Linked DNA regions of Homo sapiens: region 1 is linked to region 2. A link is a loop called in an ENCODE intact Hi-C map of the cell type or tissue named here. Cell type or tissue: PC-9. All regions are shown on one strand. Links, peaks and the distances in the headings refer to the core of each region. The heading gives the core; the rest is flanking DNA.

Region 1 (8,134 bases), core at 2,986-7,985, 51 kb before region 2:
ATGGGAGAAATTGGCCAGAATGAAGAGGTTACATGCCCCATGCAAGTCCAAAATCCAGCAGGGCAGTCAAATCTTAAAGCTCCAAAATGATCTTCTTTGACTCCATGTCTCACATCCACGCCACACTGATACAAGAGGTGGGCTCCCATGGCATTGGGCAGCTCCACCCCTGTGGCTTTGCAGGGTACAGCTTCCCTGCCCCAGCTGCTTTCATAGGCTGGCCTTGAGTGTCTGTAGCTTTTCCAGGTGCATGGTGCAAGCTGTCAGTGGATCTAGTGTTCTGGGGTCTGGTGGCCCTCTTCTCACAGCTCCACTAGGCAGTGCCCCAGTGGGGACTCTGTATGGGGGCTCCAATCCCACATTTCCCCTTTGCACTGCCCTAGCAGAGATTCTCCACAAGGACTTCACCCCTGAAACAGACTTCTGCCTGGACATCCAGGCATTTTCATACCTCCTCTGAAATCTAAGCAGAAGTTCCCAAACCTTAATTTTTGACTGCTGTGCACCTGCAGGCTCAACACCATGTGTAAGCCACCAAGGCTTGGGGATAGGACCCACTGAAGCAATGGCCTTAGCTGTATGTTGGCCCCTTTTAGCTACTTTTGGGATGCAGGGCACCAAGTCCCAAGGCTGCATAGAGCAGCAGAGGGCCCCTGGACCAGGCCCACAAAACCAGTTTTCCCTCCTAGGCCTTGGGTCTGTGATGGCAGGGGCTGCTATGAAGGTCTCTGACATGCCCTGGAGACATTTTCCCCATTGCCTTGGTAATTAACATTTGGCTTCTTGTTACTTATGCAACTTTCTGCAACTTATTAAATTCCTCCTCAGAAAGTGGGCTTTTCTTTTCTACTATATGGTCATGCTGCAAATATTCTAAACCTTTATACTCTGCTTTCCTTTTAAACATAAGTTCCAATTTCAGATCATCTCTCTCAAGTTGAAAGTTCCACAGATCTCTAGGACAGGGGTAAAATGCCACCAGTCTCTTTGCTAAGCATAACAAGAGTACATTTGTTTCATTTCCCATTGCCTCTACATTTTTGGGTATCTTTATCATAGTACACTACTCTCTGAGATACCAAATTACTGTATTAGTCCTTTTTCACACTGCTATAAACACATACACAAGACTGGATAACTTATAAAGAAAACAGGTTTAATTGACTCACAGTTCTACATGGCTGGGGAGGCCTCAGGAAACTTACAATCATGGTGGAAGAGGAAGCAGGCACATCTTATATAGTGGCAGGTGAGAGAGAAGTGCAAGCAGGGTAAATGCCAGATGTTTGTAAAACCATCAGATGTTGTGAGAACTCACTCACTATCATAAGAATAGCATGGAGGAAACGACTCCCATGATCCAGTCACCTCCCACTAGGTCTCTCCCTCAACACCTGGGGATTATGATTCAATATGAGATTTAGTGGGGACAAAAAGCCTAACCATATCAGAATGTAAACACTTTGTGCACAGGGATTACACTTCACTATGGCCAAGAGCCACCTGGAAATTGGCACCATTTGTCTCCAAACAAATCTTCATTATTTTGTACTGATGAATAAGAATTAGACCAGATTCTGGCTAATTCAGTGGCTCACACCTGTAATCCCAGCACTTTGGGAGGTCGAAGTGGGCAGATCATGAGGTCGGGAGATGGAGACCATCCTGGCCAACATGGTGAAACCTCATCTCTAGTAAAATACAAAAAATTAGCCAGGCATGGTGGTGCACGCCTGTAGTCCCAGCTACTCAGGAGGCTGAGGCAAGGGAATTGCTTGAACCCAGGAGGCGGAGGTTGCAGTGAGCTGAGATTGCACCACTGCACTCCAGCACTCCAGCCTGGTGATAGAGCAAGACTCCATCTCAAAAAAAGAAAAGAATTAGGCCAGATTCCATAACATAGATTCTGAAATGTGAACTCTCTATTAAGTATTGGTTATGCAAAGAGACGTTATCTACCCAATTCTCAACCCCGCATGGGTAAGCAATCCTGTTCAGTCTTCTTTCATCTCCCTGACTCCTACAATGCCTTCAAACTTTGCCTCACTTTGTAGCCTCTGGGAAAGCAAGAAGCCTAGTTTCTACAGCACCTAGCACAATGTCACATATAGTTGGCGTGAGTATTAATAAGGACATAACAAGAATAATGTATTTTTGTTTCACTTAGAGAAAATTATAGTCATGGTCACTTAAAGAGTTCTAAATTGTTCAACTGAAAATGGAAAGATGTTATTAAAGACTTTTAATTGGTGATACTGAGAAAATAATACCTCTTCGTCTTCAGGGGACATTAATTTTCAAGATGCATTTTAATTATATTAGTAAACATGTATGTACTCAGGAAATAAAAGCCACAATTGACAGTGTTTATTTTCTGAAGGTGGAATAGGTACAGAATGTCTTTCTCAGGATAGGTGGATGGGTTGTCAAGAATGTGCAGTCTTCCCATGGTCTCTCTTAAAACTTCCTTTTCTTAGGTCCACTGAAACCTTTTTTAAAGACTGAGTTCTGCTACGATGGTTACTTGTACATTTCACCTCCTTGTTGCCAGTACTGAGAAGAGGTGAAAAAGAAAATGAGGCTCAGAAGATCAAGAGCGCTAAAAATGTACACATCAGATTGCCTAGACCCCAATTTCCATATTCACTCTTCCTGTGTATCCCACACTCTCTCCTCAACACTGTGAAAGCAGCATCCTGTGTGTAGTCTGTACTTCAGTGGTGTGACCAGAACTGGTAGGCAGCAAAGACTGTCGCTGGGGTGACTCAGCCTCAAACACACTGACAGCCTGGGCCTCTTCCCGTGAGATTACATCCCCTCCCAAGGAGGCTGAACAATGCCAAGTAGCAGCTCCACAGGAAGCTGTTATTCTCTTTAGGTAAATGGTTTTCACCTGAACCCTGGATTTTTCAGACACTTAAGACATACAGGTCTTCCTCCATATGGAAGGTATACACTCTTAATTCTCTTGATAAACTGAGAAAGGCCTGATAACTTAAAAATAAGTATAAACAGTTCTTGGAATGCTAAGGCAATAATAAGGCTACCTATTACAAGTGCTTAAGGTGAAAAACTGGAAACAAACTAAGTGTTAAATTACAGTACAACTCCACAAGAGGAAGTAGATGACCATTCAAAGTCATGTTATCACAGAACATATAATAGCAAGGGGAAATGGTCATCATTCAGTGTTAAGTGAAAAGAGAGGAATACATAACCACATCACTACAAATGTTATATGTATTAGTATGCTACAAATGTTATAAAGTATGTTTTAATGTACATAAGAAAACAAAAGCCAGGAAGAAAATATACCAAAATGTTAGCAATAGTAATCTTAGTAGAATTTCAGGTGATTTATAATTCTTTCTTAAATTTTCTATTTTTAAAGTTTTTATAATGAATACAGGTCAACTTTTAAATCACAAAATAAAAATAATCATTGGTTTTTAAAATAATAAATTTGAATATTTTTATAAAGATATAATTATGGAGAAAAGTGGCAAGTACCATTACACAACATTGCAGGGAAGTGGTCAAGGGACTGGGCTCTGGAATGACTGTACAGCCTCGTGACCTTAGGTTAACTTCTCTGAGCTGTGTATCCTTGCCGATTGAATAGGGATACTGTATTTCATCACACTAAGAGTCTATGGATTGTAAGATATATATATATATATGATCCTTTTATGTACAAATAAGAGTTTTTAAAAATACTGCCAATACTCCATCTTAAGGCAAATTCTTATTTCAGAGATTTGAAAAAAAATGCATCAGAGCCTCAAAGAACTATGGTAATATTTGCACCTACTTCATAAAGTTTCATGAGAATTAAATAAAACAATCTATGTAAAGTTCTCAGAAGAGCATATGACACTTAATAAACACTTAACAAATGTGAGCCATTATTGCAGACTCACTTAGGATGGCTAGCAAAGACCCTGAGGGTGAAGGTTGATGTTTCAATTTGAGAGGTCTGAGGGTGGCTGTCATGAAAACCTGAAGCCAGAGTCCCCTACCCTTGCTGGCTAGGAATGAGAGCCACAAGTAGAAAATACAGCCATTGTTTTAGAAAGCAACATTACATAGGATTCTTGGACTTGACATTCTTAAATAACTGGGTAAGAAGTTAAATGTATAAGGCTGAGAAAGAAAAAGAGGAAGTGAAGAAAGTTTGAGGTTGGCTTAAGTTTTATAATCGTCAAATTATCTCTGTATCCCTAATATTTATTGAGTAACCACAGGACACACAGAGCCCTGTAGTTGCATGGGTGGAGTAGAAATAAAGCTTCAAAGAAAAAAAGCACATTTGCAGTCTTTTTTCTTAGAACATTCCAAACAAGTAAACAAAATAAAGACATACATATAGGAAAACATGCAATGTATGTGCCTATAATGGTATACATAAATGTCAATAGAACAGAATAAAGACAAGTACAAAAATGAAGGTGTGGTAAAATTATTTTATTAAATTATTAATTAATTTATTAAATTGTTAAATTATTTCACATTTTTTTGAGCTGCAGTAAGACTCCAGGAAGTTAAGCACTTTTTGAAAAAGACCTATTACGACTAAATGTAAAATATTCATCATTATCTAGGTTTAAGAGCAAGACTAGTGAAAGAGAAAGAGTTACTAGAAGCAATAAAAAGCAATACGTTTCATCATATTGCTCACTTAAGGGTTAAATCTATCATGTTTTTAATTACTCACATATAAAGTTTCTACCAAATATTTACCATGTGGGTTTTTAAGTTTGATGAATGTAAAAGCACTGGCACAGGCTTCAGCTAGGAAGTGAAGTAAAAATGTTGACCAAGTGGGAGAAATCTGGCAAAACAAGTCAACCAGAACCCTGACCTTTGAGCCTTTTCAGGTTTTGTATAGAACAAATCTTGTATAGAAATAAGATGTGACCTGGAAATGGTCCCAAAAATTGAAATACTTTACAGTGCCAGGAACAACATCATGTCAAACAAAGAGGAAAAGGAACTGTTAGCAGAAAGACATTTCTTCAGTTTGTATGTGCCCTTAAGAGGCAAATTAGTATTAGGATGTGGAGCAACAGTATAGTGGAGTCCGAAATACACTTTTAGCTTATGGTGAATTTTGAGGCTCAAGAGAACAAAGCACATAATTTCGGAGTATATTATAACCTGGAAGAGCTGAGCCCTTCAGATTTGTCCTCTGAGTTCCCAAAGTGCATTACTTTCTCTCAGGGGAAAGATTCATCAATGTGCACCAGATGGGGTTGAAGGGAATGACTGATGTTCAACATTTTGTGTGGGTGTTGATTTGCAAACAAGGAGTGATTTTTTAAACTAGCATCTGTGTTTGCCAATTTTTTTTTAATCTTGGTTTTCATTTTAGAACACAATCTTTCAAGTTTTCATAAAATGGTAGATTTCTTTGAATACTAGAATGAAAGAGGCTTCATCTGTCTCCTAGTCTGCATTATTCCATGTAACCCCTCTGGAGCAAGAAAGGCATGTTGAGGTCCTGGAGTGGGGAGGCCCTGTGGTCCATGCTGAGCTGCTTCTTAACATATACTCACCCTTGACTACACTGTCTTAGAACAAACGGAGTTGTCCAACGTGTGTATGGGTGGCTCCCATGGTCATGAGCCATGACCCAAGCCTTGGGTCACCAGCCCAACGAGTGATCAGTAAGCATGCCTTGGTATGGGGGCAGTTTTAATGTTTGGACCAGAGGGAACAGCTCTTGTTTCTACAGGGGCCAGGCAGGTTGTGTAAATGAGTTCAGTGAAGCTGCAGTGAAAAATCCACTGAGCAAGTGCAATGATGAATGTTGACTATTGCTTGGCCTCAATGAGGACAGAAAAGGGAGTGACAGAGGCTGTGTTGACCCAGAGAAGACAGGCTCTGTTTTAAAGGGGGAGCCACCACTTAGCTCCCATTGCTTTTTGTAAGGAAAATGGGCGGAGGTGCCAGCTCCTCTGAATTTTCTAGCAGGGCTGGCTTCAAGGGCATGCATTCCCTGCAGTGCCCCAGGGCCAGCACTCAGAAGGACCCACACCTGGTTTGATGCTCTGCTATCCCCATCTTGAAATTCTTTTTTATTATTAGTATTTTTAATTTTTCTAGAGACAGGTCTCACTTTGCGGCTTAGCTTGGAGTACAGCAGTACTATCATAGCTCACTGCTAACTCAACTTCCTGTTTTCAAGGGATCCTCCTAGGAGCCTCAGCCTCGAAGTAGCTGGGATGACAGGTGTGAACCACCATGCCCAGCTAATATTTAAATTGTTTGTAAAGATGTGGTCTTGCCATCTTCCCCAGGCTGATCTTGACATCCTGGGCTCAAGCAATCCTCCCACCTTGGCCTTCCAAAGTGCTGGGATTACAGGCATGAGCTACTGTGCCCGGCCAAAATTCTTAATAATTTTTGAACAAAAGGTACCTGGACTTTTCATTTTGCACTGGATTTCAAAAGCGATGTAGCCAGTCCTACTTTCAAAAGCAGTTATACATGTGTAATTTTCTACAAAATATTCCAATTTTTAAATATTGGCAACTAATTGAAACTTTTGAAATGTAGTGAATGCTACACATCTGCAAGCTAACTGGTCTAGAGTTGGCCAACATGTTCACCCCTCTAGATTGCCTCAATGATTATACTAGAATCTTAGAACTCAGAGCTATGATGTCTTAGATGCAACCTGGCTAATCCCCTAATTCTCTGGATGAGGAAACAATCAAAAGAAATGAAAATGGAAATAGAGACTGTCACAACTTCCACTATACAGGGCCTGTTGGGAGCAGCCTTCCTGGACATACTGCCTATGGCGAAAAGTGCAAGGAATTGGAGTTTCATGGCATCTGTGATAGTGTACACTTTCTGCTTCATCACCTTAATTTCCTGGGCTGTATTTTAGTCAAGTTTTTTTTTTTTTTTTTTTTTTTGAGATGGAGTCTTGCTCAGTTGCCCAGGCTGGAGTGCAGTGGCACGATCTTGGCTCACTGCAAGCTCTGCCTCCTGGATTCTCACCATTCTTCTGCCTCAGCCTCCCGAGTAGCTGGGATTACAGGTGCCCGCCACCATGCCCGGCTAATTTTTTTTTTGTATTTTTAGTAGAGACGAGGTTTCACCATGTTACCCCGGATGGTCTCGATCTCCTGACCTCGTAATCCACCCGCCTCAGCCTCCCAAAGTGCTGGGATTACAGGCGTGAGCCATCGCAGCCAGCCAAAAGTTTTTTTTTTAATCTCTTAGTGACTTCAATTTTTTGCCAGGGATTTAAGCCGTTGTTGATTTTATTATCATTTACACAGTAATTATCCAAGAATAACTCTTTTTTTTTTTTTTGAGACGGAATCTTGCTCAGTCGCCCAGGCTGGAGTGCAGTGGTGTGATCTTGGCTTACTACAACCTCTACCTCCCGGGTTCAAGTGCTTCTCCTGCCTCAGCCTCCCGAGTAGCTGGTATTACAGGCATGCACTACCATGCCTGGCTAACTTTTGTATTTTTAGTAAAGACGGGATTTCCTCATATTGGCCGGGCTGGTCTCGAACTCCTGACCTCAGGTGATCCGCCTGCCTGGCCCTCCCAAAGTGCTAGAATTATAGGCATGAGCCACCTCGCCCAGCCCCAAGAATAACTCTTGACTTAGCCAGAGGCAAGAAATACATTACCAGATCCTACCCAAGGTCTGCAGGTTTTCATGTAGGCGATTTCTTTCTTTTCCCCTTCCTTCATGCCATCAGCTTTGATAACATTCTATGTGATGTAAGAAGGGAAAAAAGTAGCTTAAACAAATGTAAAACCATATTCTAGTTTAACTGTTTTAATCTTCTTTATATTAGCACATTAGAAAGGTGTGCATTCCTGGGTTATCAGACATTATATGGACCAGCTATTTTTATAGATTTTAATTTGTGTTGAACCCATCCCTATAAAAAACGTAAAATAAACAACATCATCCCTTTTCAAGAGTCTGCCAGTGTATATTTCTTTGCCTTTATGGCCCCATTTTTGTGTCTTTCTTCTTGCCCTGTTCCATGGCATCTCATAAGACAGGAAAAATCTTGCAAGCCATCAGTAATTGAATATGTGCTTTGACAGATCCTGCAGCAGGCAATGAATACATTTCTCATAGTGAAAATTTATACCTGAA
Region 2 (11,514 bases), core at 2,997-7,996:
AAAAAAAAATCCCCAAATGTATAAGGCAATAGGATGGCAAAATTCTTTATCACACTAGGCTGTCTATAATAGGATTCTGACTTCAGGGAAATGTGTCATCCTCTAAGTTGACTCACAATACATCAACCTATTTGAAAAACAATGCCTTCCAGTCCCTTTATCCCAGCTGACCAGAACAATTTTGATGGCTCTTCAGAGTAAATAGGTTTTTGTAACTTTGGATGACTGCCAAAACCTCTGGAAAATTTCTGACAATATGTAGTTAATTTTTATTTCATTTTTGTAAGGTTTTGCCACAACCAGACATTATTCATTTTCATTTTAAATTATGTGTAACATTAATTAATTCATAATTTTTATTAACTATTTTTTTTTTTTTTTGAGACAGAGTTTTGCTCTGTCACCCAGGCTGGAGTGCAGTGGCACGATCTCGGCTCACTGCAAGCTCCACCTCCTGGGTTCATGCCATTCTCCTGCCTCAGCCTCCCAAGTAGCTGGGACTACAGGCGCTCACCACCATGCCCGACTAATTTTTTGTATATTTAGTAGAGACAGGGTTTCACCATGTTGGCCAGGATGGTCTTGATCTCTTGACCTCGTGATCCACCCGCCTCGGCCTCCCAAAGTGCTGGGATTACAGGCACGAGCCAGCGCGCCCAACCTTATTTACTATTTTTTAAAGATTAACAAGCTTTCAACATGAGAACTCCTTTAAAATACATATTTTTAATTTTCAATTTTTAATACCTTATATATGTATTGTGATCGTATTGTTAGATCTAAAAGTCAGGACAGCCGGGTGCAGTGGCTCCCGCCTGTAATCCCAGCACGTTGGGAGGCCAAGGTACATAGATCACTTGAAGTCAGGGGTTCGAAACCAGCCTGGCAAACATGGTGAAACCCCACCTCTACTAAAAATACAAAAATTAGCCAGTCATGGTGGTTGGTGCCTGTAGTCCCAGCTACTCAGGAGGCTGAGGCAGGAGAATCACTTGAACCTGGGAGGCAGTGGTTGCAATGAGCCGAGATTGCGCCACTGCACTCCAGCCTTGACAACAAAGTGAGACTCTGGCTCAAACAAACAAAAAAAAAAGTCAGGACATCTCTTGACATAAATTCTCACGTATAAATTTACATTCATACTCAAAGATATTTGAAATCAGGACCATGCTCCTGAATACTAGATCTAGTATCACTATACTTCTAATTCATATAGGATTGCAGGAGAAAATGGAAATGCCACGTTTATTTAACTGTTCTCATTTATGGATGTTAACCACTAAGTGTCATGTAGTCATAGAAGCAAAAGTTAGAATTGAACATACTAATTTTTAATAGAATGTACTTAACTCCACAAATCTAAGACACTGTCAAAGAAATTGAGGGAAATACACAGCTGACTACTCTGAATGTGAGAATCAGTGCCTAGTTTTATTAACTGTGGCAGAAGAAGACAGTATTTAAACCAGACCTTATATAATCCATCTATCTTGATGCTATAAACAAAATTTCCAGATACAAGGGGCTAATCTTTTCTTTTTCATAGCCATAACTTTTCCTTGTAAGTCCCAAGAGAGAGTCAATAATTGAATTTCAGAAAAGATGACCTTCTTTTGAGGTTGTTTTTGATCTGAAGCCAAAGGGAGGTAATTTATTTAGCAGAAGCTGTGGGTTCTAAACAAAGATACATATGTGGAAATAATGGCAAACAAAATAAAGTACCTTAATTTATTCATCAATAAAGCACTACCAAGATGCTAAGAATTCACATCAGAATAAATGCTCATGGGAATGGAAACTGGTTTGAGGTTTTCTTTTTTCCTTTTTCATGAGCACATGCTGCTGAACGCTTTTACTTCTATTATATAAAAAAGCTTTCATCCTTTGAAAACATTCCTGAAGAAAACTGATAGATCTACAAGTCTTCTGTTGCCTCAATTATATCAGCTTTCCTTTTGGTTAATTTAATCTAAGGCAATAAATAAGTAAATACTCTTATCCCTTTTAAATGACTGATTTCTCATGCATATTTCTTTTTTTTTCCTTTTCTTTTCTTTTCTTTCTTTCTTTTTTTTTTTTTGAGACAGAGTCTTGCACTGTCCCCAGGCTGGAGTGCAGTGGCACCATCTCGGCTCACTGCAACCTCTGCCTGCCAGGTTCAAGGAATTCTCCTGCCTCAGCCTCCCCAGTAGCTGGGCTTACAGGAGCTCGCCACCACGCCCTGCTAATTTTTGAATTTTCAGTAGAGATGAGGTTTTACCATGTTGACCAGGCTGGTCTTGAACTCCTGACCTCAGGTGATCCACCCACCTCAGCCTCCCAAAGTGCTGGGATTACAGGTGTGAGCCACCATGCCCAACCTCTATTCTACTCTTTAAATTGATTGGCCTCCCTACCCCAGTTGGCACGCTGGGCCAGCACCTGGCCCCTGTATTGGCATGCCTATCCCTTCAGCCACTTTGAACCTGTCCATTCTGCACACCTCTTTCTGAACTCTTCCTGACCTCCTCTGGCCATGCCACTGGTCAACAGTTTTATAAATTTTTTTTTTTTTTGGATCCAATATTCAAGGTAACTTTTCTGGTTCTTACTGCATTCCTTAACTAATCAATATGTCCCCTGATGGATGTTTGCTTCCATCTGTTTTAGGTAATACCTTGCCCAATTCTGGTCTAGTGCTTAGCATTGTCTCCTATGTGGTCTGATGTTCCCACCAAATGGATCTGGATCTCACAGATGCGAAGATCTCTTGTCCATGTATGGTGGCTCACACTTGTAATCCCAGCACTGTGGTAGGCCAAGCTGGAGGATGGCTAGAGCCCAAGAGTTTGAGACCAGACTAGGCAGGATAGTGAGACCCCATTTCTACAAAAATTTTTTTAAAAAAATAGCTGGGTGTAGTGGTGCATGCTTGTAGTTTCAGCTACTCAGGAGGCTGAAATGGGAGGATCACTTGAGCCTGGGTGGTCGAGGCTACAGTGAGATGTCATTTTGTGACTTTCCCAGTTGCTCCTGTAGATAAGCATCACTATTGTAAAACCTAAGATTGGTGTTTTGAGATGCCACTACACTCCAGCCTGGTCAACAGAATGGCAGTGAGAGACCCTGTATTTAAAAAAAAAAAAAAAAAGGCTTAGGAATTTAACCTTCATTGGTCTGGCTCAAGTCCACTGTTGCTTACCTTCATCTAGCCATCTAGAGCTTCGTTATCTAATCTCTGGTCCTTCACAGATAGTCTCATAATTTCTTTTCTTTAACCAACTCAGTGCTTTACACTTAAGACAGGTTAATTATGTAGGAAGACAGTTTTGGGAACATCATTTTCAGTCAAAAATTCTTTCATGGATTCCCATTGCCTGTGAAATAAAATTAACATATTTTAGCCTGACATTCAGGGCCCTCTATGAACTGGCCTCAACACTTATTTCTAGATTTATTTCTTAAAACTTTCTTTCTTATACTCATATTCCCTGTCTCCATCATTTGCCCGACAAAACATCTGGTGGAAGCTATCTATCTCTGTTCTCCACTGCTACCTGGTTGGTTTCACTTTGTTTGCATGGTTATAGATCTCAGATGAACACATAATTTTGCTCAGCAAAGCAGCCATGTTTTTTTCCCCATAGATTGCTTTCTCACTATTCTGTACCCTCACACTTCTCTTCAAACTTCTCTCTTCATCCCCTCTATGTACACCCAGGAGAATGACCTTGCTTGTTTGTTTGTTTTGAGACAGAGTCTTGCTCTGTCGCCCAGGCTGGAGTGCAGTGGCGCAATCTCGGCTCACTGCAACCTCAGCCTCCCGGGTTCAAGCAGTTCTCCTTGTCTCAGCCTCCAGAGTAGCTGGGATTACAGGTGCCTGCCACCGCTCCTGGCTAATTTTTGTATTTTTTAGTAGAGACAGGGTTTTGCCATGTTGGCCGGGCTGGTCTTGAACTCCTGACCTCAGGTGATCCGCCTGCCTTGGCCTCCCAAAGTGCTAGGATTACAGGTGTGCACCACTGTGCCCAGCCGAAAATGACCTTACTTATGACTCATTGAGAGTACACAAGCCATCCGTGAGGGATTCTTATCTTTCATCTTTCCACTACCAAATCTAAATTCTTGCTTCTTCACTTGTTTTCTCCTGATTGCTTTTTGTTAGAGTGGAAGAAGGGTCCCTCCTCCCATTTAAGGTCTCTCGTTCCACCTAGTGCTCCACACTCATCATTCTCATCTTTCCAGTGATGTACTTATTTGCCTCATCTCATGCATGCATCATATACTTCTCTTTACTAGCTCATTACTATCTGCATAGGAACATGTTGGTATTTCACATCTCTGTAAAAACTTCCTTTGATGCCTCATTTCTCAGTCTCTTTGTCCCACTCTCACCTTGGAATAAGGTCAACATATTGAAAAGATTATCTCCACACACTATCTTCACTTCTTCACCTCCCTCTCATTTGCTGTTTAATCCACCACATTCTGGTTCTTTCTACTCCATCTAGATGATGGTATTCAACTGATAGTGCTTTTATGTATGGCATTTACTATCTTTTAGGTTACCTAACAATTTTTGTCCATTTCTTCCCATTGGACCACAAGCTCTTCGAGGGTATATATTACATCTTCAGCATATTTGTATCCTCCCACATTACCCAGTACTGCTGCCTTGCATAAAGACAGGCAGAAGTACTGTCTTTTTTTTATCAGAGTACTATTGGGTTTTTATCAGAGTACTATTAACAGGAATGGAAATGAAAGATGTTGCGCAAATTACTAAGTCTAAAAAAAGCCAAGAAGCTATAAAGAATGTTGGTTACAATAATTATCATTTGAAGATTGTTATGTGCTTATGTCATAATCAAATTGTAAATTATCTGATGCTATCATATACTTGGAGCAGTGGAGAAAGCCCTAAAATTAGAGACTAAACATCATAGAAACACATGATTTCAAAAGAAAAGGTAGACAATCCTGAGATAATTAAGGTGCTGTTGTTTGTTGTTTTGTTACCATGTAATTCTGATTACATGACAAAGATTAACTCCTGGATGGAACTAGCAGAACAGAAAAATACAGATGTAGTTATTTCTAAATTTATAGAGAAATTGGTTTAGTATCTAAGATGCTGACATTAGTTGAGCTGTAGTGTGGATTCAAAATGCCTTTAAAAAATCTAAAATGAACTCAAAATATGTTTCCATTATAATCAGAAGTGCATATGTACATTTCAGGTATGTAGGTGATGTGGAAGAAATTTTAAATTTTATCTTTGTGAGCTCTAGTAGTTCACTTGGCAACTGGCAGTGCAGTCCTCTGACATCATTTTCTCATTGTTGACTAGTTTTATGAAGATGTGGCATTGTTCTAGAGAGAAATTGAATAATTATGAATTTAAATAAAGTACTCAGAAATCTGTGTTATAGTTGGCCAAATGTGCAAATAAAGATTTTATTTTATTTTTAAATGCAAGAGCTGGTTAAATAGAAACACATAGCTCAGGGTTAGGAAGAGAAACAGTGTAGAGTAGGTTTGTATGAAAATAAAAGAACAGAGAAAATAATGCTCTCCATTGTCTCGAGTGACACAGAATTGGCAGTAATCCAAATACCGCAAGAGACAAGATTAATATTAAGTATATCTGTCAACATCCTGTTTGAAAATCTCAGCCAGGATCGGAGATATCTGAAAACATCCAAAGGGGGTTTCGCCTAAGAATGAGTCATAGTCTCCATAGCAGAAAGCCCTAAAATATCAGTATCGGGTGTTAGAAGTCAAGCAGACCTTAGCGATAATCTTGTCCACTCCCATGTTTTACAGATGAGAAAACTGGGGTCCAGACAACCCTCTCTCCACCCAGCTACACTGGCAGGCACCAGGAAGTAATGAACAGAATATGGATTTGGAACTACACAGAATTAGGACCAGATCCCAGCTCAGTCACTCAGACAAGTCCCTTACTATCTCTGAGCCTCAATTTCCTCAACTTTAATATGAGAATCAAAATAGCTACTTTGCAAGGTGGTTGTAAGATTGGGAGCAATGCACATATAAAGCATCTGACACACAGAGAATCAACAAATGCTAGGTCTTATTGCCCATAGTCCTGGGATTAGTAAAACAGAACAAGGACACCCACTGCAGTCCAAGTGTGTTCTCACTATACCTTTAGAGATCTCCAGTCCGTAGACCTCTTCCAAAAAGAGGGGAAGGGGAGGAGTTATTACACTCTTCTATAAACACGTAGGCTTTTGATAATCTGGAAATATCAAATGAGCCAGTATCATATAAAATGCCAACTGGAACTTACTAACTTGTCCAGAACATCAACATGACAAAGGATAGTTTAACATAAGGGACAGAAATCTGATAAACATTTATAAATACAGCCCAACAAAACCTTTCTGAATTGAATCTTTCACACTTAAGTATGTGTGGGGACGGGGTGTCAATGTTGCATATATATATACCAAACCAGGCTTTGTAAGTTACACAATGGCCTATTTTTAAAAATTCAGCAATAATGCATTAATTTTTCTAACATTTAAGACAGACCTCCTGTATCTAAAATAAAAGTTGAAATTAAAGAAAAAAAAATTTCATTCCAAATTAAAACTAAACTTTGGGAAAAAAAATCCAAACCTTTAAAGATGGAATGAATTATAGCAAAAAGATAAAGGAAAATTGCTTAAGCCTTTGCGGTTTGTAAAAGAGTTGAGACAAAGCTGAAATGTTTATTTGTTCTAATTACCTATCTCCATTGCAGGTGTATATGACATGGAAATACAGGCCCTACTACTTAAAGGATAGACTTAATGACTCGTGGGCATTCTGATTGCTCGGATACTTTAGTCCTATCTAATTTTTTTTTTTTTTTTTTTTTTTGAGACGGAGTCTTGCTCTGTCACCCAGGCTGGAGTGCAGTGGTGTGATCTTGGCTCACTGCAAGCTCTGCCTCCCGGGTTCATGCCATTCTTCTGCCTCAGCCTCCCGAGTAGCTGAGACTACAGGCGCCTGCCACCACGCCTGGCTAATTTTTTGTATTTTTAATAGAGACAGGTTTCACCATGTTGGCCAGGATGGTCTCGATCTCCTGACCTCGTGATCCACCCGCCTCGGCCTCCCAAAGTGCTAGGATTACACGCGTGAGCCACCGCGCCTGGCCAATCCTATCTAATTTTAACTCATTTATATAAATATAGTCATTAGCCATGACATGTTAACTTTGAATGGACAATGTAAGTTTCCACAGCTAGATTCTACTGAATACCTTCTCAGGATATTCCCTTTGAAAATGAATAAGAATCTAAATCTATAAAGGAATGCTAAGTAACTAGCTTCTCCAAGTTACTACTTGCATTGTTTCCAGGTGCCTGGAGTCACCAGTATGGTAATATAAGATCTAAATAGCTGACAAAAGTAAGAAATCTGTAAGATTTTAGAACTAGAAAGGTTGTTAATGAGGCCACAAATTCGCCCATAGGCTAAATCCAGCCAACCAAAGTGTTTTAATTGTTCCTTAAAGTATTTGCCCATGCTATATGTTAGATACTTTGCAATAGTCTCAACCATTTAACAATCAAGAGATTTCACATTGCAAACAAGATTTCCAGCTTCCTTTGAAAAGTTATATAATCTGGCAACTCTGGGCTGAATTTTTTTTTTCCCTGCAACTTTTATTTTGAGTTCAGGGGTACATGTGTAGGATGTGCAGTTTGGTTACGTAAGTAAGCGTGTGCTGCGGTATTTTGCTGCACAGATCATTCCATCACCTAGGTATTAAGCCCAGCATCCATTAGCTATTCTTCCTGATGGTCTCCCTCCCCCACCACCTTCTTCTAACAGTGGGTCTGAATTCTTGCATGGCAATCCTTGGTTAGAGCTGAACAGTGGCCACCCCTTAAATGCAATGAGTTCTCTCCAGTTGCCCCATCTCCTATTACTCCTGATGGGATTACACAGGCCGATTCTGCTTACTGACATTGCCTTCACAGCTCCTGCTCTGGTCCAAATTCATATTTTACAGAAAAGAAAAGCCAACGCCCAGAGAGATCAAAAGATTGAAGCTAGCTCCAGAATCCAGATCTCCTAGCCAATTATGCCTTTTCCCATATCAGAAAGTCTTGAATGATTATTTGTTTTAATGAGTATTCCCTAAGAAATGAATAAGCACAAAAATAAAATCTAGAGCACAATTTGCAAGATATTAAATACTTAGGTAAAAAATAGTAGGGCTGGGTGTGGTAACTCACTCCTGTAATCCCAGCACTTTGGGAGGCCGAGGTGGGTGGATCACTTGAGGCCAGGAGTTTGAGACCAGCCTGGCCAACATGACAAAACCCTGTCTCTACTAAAAATACAAAAATTAGCCAGGCACGGTGGTGCACACCTGTAGTCCCAGTTACTCAGGAGGCTGAGGTGGGGGTATGACTTGAAGCCTGGGAGGCAGATGTTGCAGTGAGCTGAGATCACGCCACTGCACTCTAGCCTGGGTGACAGCCGTACCCTGTCTCAAAAAAAAAAAAAAGTAGTGCCACCTCAGACAAAAATATTACTGATTATCAGTGGCTGCTTAGCTTGTTCTTAGAAGGAGGACTAATTATTAACAGGCAATTGGTTTCGTATAATTTTTTAAAATCTCTAAATTGGCTTTATTTGAATCTTTAATGTTAACATACATAAGAGTCCACTTGGTGGAATTTAAGTCCCTAGGCCCTTTTTGAAGAGATTCTGAATAAGTATGTCTGTGTTGAGATGCAGGAATTTGCATTTTTAAGTGACTATCACAAGAGATTGATTGCACTTACCCATCAGACTAATACGTCACTTTCAGGTGGGTGTGGTGGCTCCCTCCTGCAATTCCAACACTTTGAGAGGTCCAGGCAGGAGGATCATTTGAGGCCATGAGTTAGAGACCAGCCTGGGCAACATAGTGAGACCCCCGTCCCTACAAATAATAATAATAATAATTTTAAACAATTAAAAGTCACTTTCACATTTTCAATTCTCATCTTAAGCTCCAGACCTTAATCATGGTACTTGGTTCCCCTCCATTCAAAGAATGAAAATTTCCCACTTGTAGCTCCTGATTCTTTTCATTTTCTTCTTCTTTTTTTTTTTTTCTTGAGACGGAGTTTCGCTTTTGTTGCCTAGGCTGGAGTGCAACACTGCGAACTCGGCTCACCACAACCTCTGCCTCCCGGGTTCAAGGGATTCTCCTGCTTCAGTCTCCTGAGCAGCTGGGGCTACAGGTGTGCACCACCACACCTGGCTAATTTGTTTTTTGTTTTTTGTATTTTTAGTAGAGACGGGATTTCTCCATGTTGGTCAGGCTGGTCTCGAACTCCTGACCTCAGATGATCCACCCGCCTCGGCCTCCCTAAGTGTTGGGATTACAGGCGTGAGCCACTGTGCCCAGCTGATTCTTTTCATTTTCTGTGTTTCCTGTTTTGCGGTTTATTAAAGAAAAACCCAAAGAACATATAATGACTGGTATAGCACAAAGGACCAATCCCATAAATATAATTGCTCAATCAGAATGTTTTTATAATGGTGACTAGGTTACTAGTATAGAGTATCTCCTACAGACTCTACTGACTTTATTCTTCTTTCTAAATAATGCTTTCTTTGAATTGAAAAATATTTCCTTTATGGAGCAAATGTACCAGAAGTTTTTATAGCTTTCGCTTAAAACTGCAGGTCAACTTTTGTATTTCTTCTCTAATGTCTCTCTCTCTTTTTTTTTTTAAAGGTTTTATCATCTTCTATGCCTTTTAAATAGACTTTTAGTATAACCAGACAAGCAAAATAAATAGCTACACAGTAGTCTCCTCACATATGACTATTATTTGATTCCATCTAACGAACTAGATATTATATCCTACATTATATCAGAATCACTTTATTTTACCTAAGGCAATTTTAAAGTGAAAATTTCTATATTCAGCCCCCCGAGAATAAAAATCAACAACAAAAAATCAGTCTCTTATAGGAAAGAGGGATATGCCAAAAAGGGATATGATGTCTGTCCACAATTAATTCATACTGAAACACTGCAAAAGTAGCACCAGATAAAGGGAAAAGAAAGTTCATTGAAGTATTTAGCTGGATTCACAGTAGGATATTTTTGAAGGTGAAAGTTAAGGCTCTCGGGTTCTAAGTGCTTATGACAGAGCAATTCTTGATGTAAAAGCAGGCATATGTAACCAGGCCACTTTTAGAGGAAGAAATAGGACCTCGGAGGATTTTTAATATTATTCAATGGAAAAGAATCTTGTGTATATATGGAATAATGCAATTTTAGAAAAAGTGCATACATCGTATTTTGGGTTTTTCTTTTTCATTTTTCCTCTTAGGAATTAGCCTTTAGAGAGGATTCTCATTTTTTTTTCTTTTAAAATTTTGCATTAGAATAGGTGTTCTAGTTTATGAAAGCACTTTTGAAAAAGATCATTTGAGAATGTGAAAATATTTAAGAATGTTTCAACTTCTCATGTAGTTTACTTCAAAAGTAACCTTTATAATATTAGACTATAAGTTATGCTGCAGAAGTAATTAATTGACCTGATTCTATTCATTAATTAAGACTCTCCCTGGTATCAAATGAGAAGCTTAACATACTGGGCAGTATAACAGTAATCATTGTGAAAGTGCTCACTTTGGCTTTATGATTAACATAGGAACTTAAGAACTGCTTAGCTTAAAAACTTGCTAGAGTATATTTAACGGGGCCTGAAAGAGACCTAGTATATTTAATGGGGCCTGAAAGAGACCTTAATATGGTCCAGTTTTTTTTTTTTTGAGACGGAGTTTTACTCTTGTTGCCCAGGCTTGAGTGCAATGATGCAATCTCCATTCACTGCAACCTCCACCTCCTGGGTTCAAGTGATTCTCCTGCCTAGGCCCCTCGAGTAGCTGGGATTATAGGCACCCACCAACACGCATGGCTAATTTCTGTATTTTTAATAGAGAGGGAGTTTCACCATGTTGGCCAGGCTGGTCTTGAACTCCTGGCCTCAAATGATCCGCCCACCTCAGCATCCGAAAGTGCTGGGATTACAAGCGTGAGCCACTGTGCCCGGCCCAAATGTCTGTTAATAGAGGAGAGGAGCTGGTTTAGTTCCTTGATTCAGAGTTTCCTATATAATAGAAAGCTTGTTTGTAGGTGTAGTAATTTTTAAATAGGAAAAAGAAAAACTGAAATCATGCCCTACTTTTAGCAGTGGTCCTGTTTTGCAGGTGTGAGAAGGAGGGAGGAGGAAGGGAGAGGTGGAATACAAGAGAAGGAGCTGAGCATGAACACAACAGAGCATGCAAGAAGGTTTTTTGACTCCATGAAATGCTGAGATGTGGACAAAGCAGCCTTCCAGGGAGCCCGTTCCCATCCCTGCATGGTACCCTTCATGCTAAGCAGTGTCCTTCAGTGAAGGGTGGGGTGAGAGAGGGAGGGAGAAAGACAGAGGTTACTGTGACTGAGATGGTTCAAGGGTAAATCCATAGTAATTCTGTACTTAGGACAAAAGTATGGTG

What was found. A loop is a pair of places that touch in the nucleus more often than their neighbours do. Peaks named below come from ENCODE experiments on the same cell type or tissue, not always from the same donor. Only the 100,000 strongest peaks of a DNase experiment are listed, where the experiment ranks them.
Region 1: it touches region 2 in a loop (8-fold over the local background); 2 of 110 quality-filtered maps call a loop at or near these places.

Annotation. Positions count from the first base shown.
Region 1 is chr5:127,836,130-127,844,263 of GRCh38, forward strand. All of the region lies in intron 5 of CCDC192 (coiled-coil domain containing 192), which reads left to right. Among named protein-coding and RNA genes, the nearest start is that of CCDC192, 140 kb to the left of the region's middle. In PC-9, for the core only: no CTCF peak of the experiment used is centred there; no DNase peak of the experiment used is centred there.
Region 2 is chr5:127,887,341-127,898,854 of GRCh38, forward strand. All of the region lies in intron 6 of CCDC192 (coiled-coil domain containing 192), which reads left to right. Among named protein-coding and RNA genes, the nearest start is that of CCDC192, 190 kb to the left of the region's middle. In PC-9, for the core only: no CTCF peak of the experiment used is centred there; a DNase peak (open chromatin) is centred at 5,681; H3K27ac peaks cover 1,211 bases.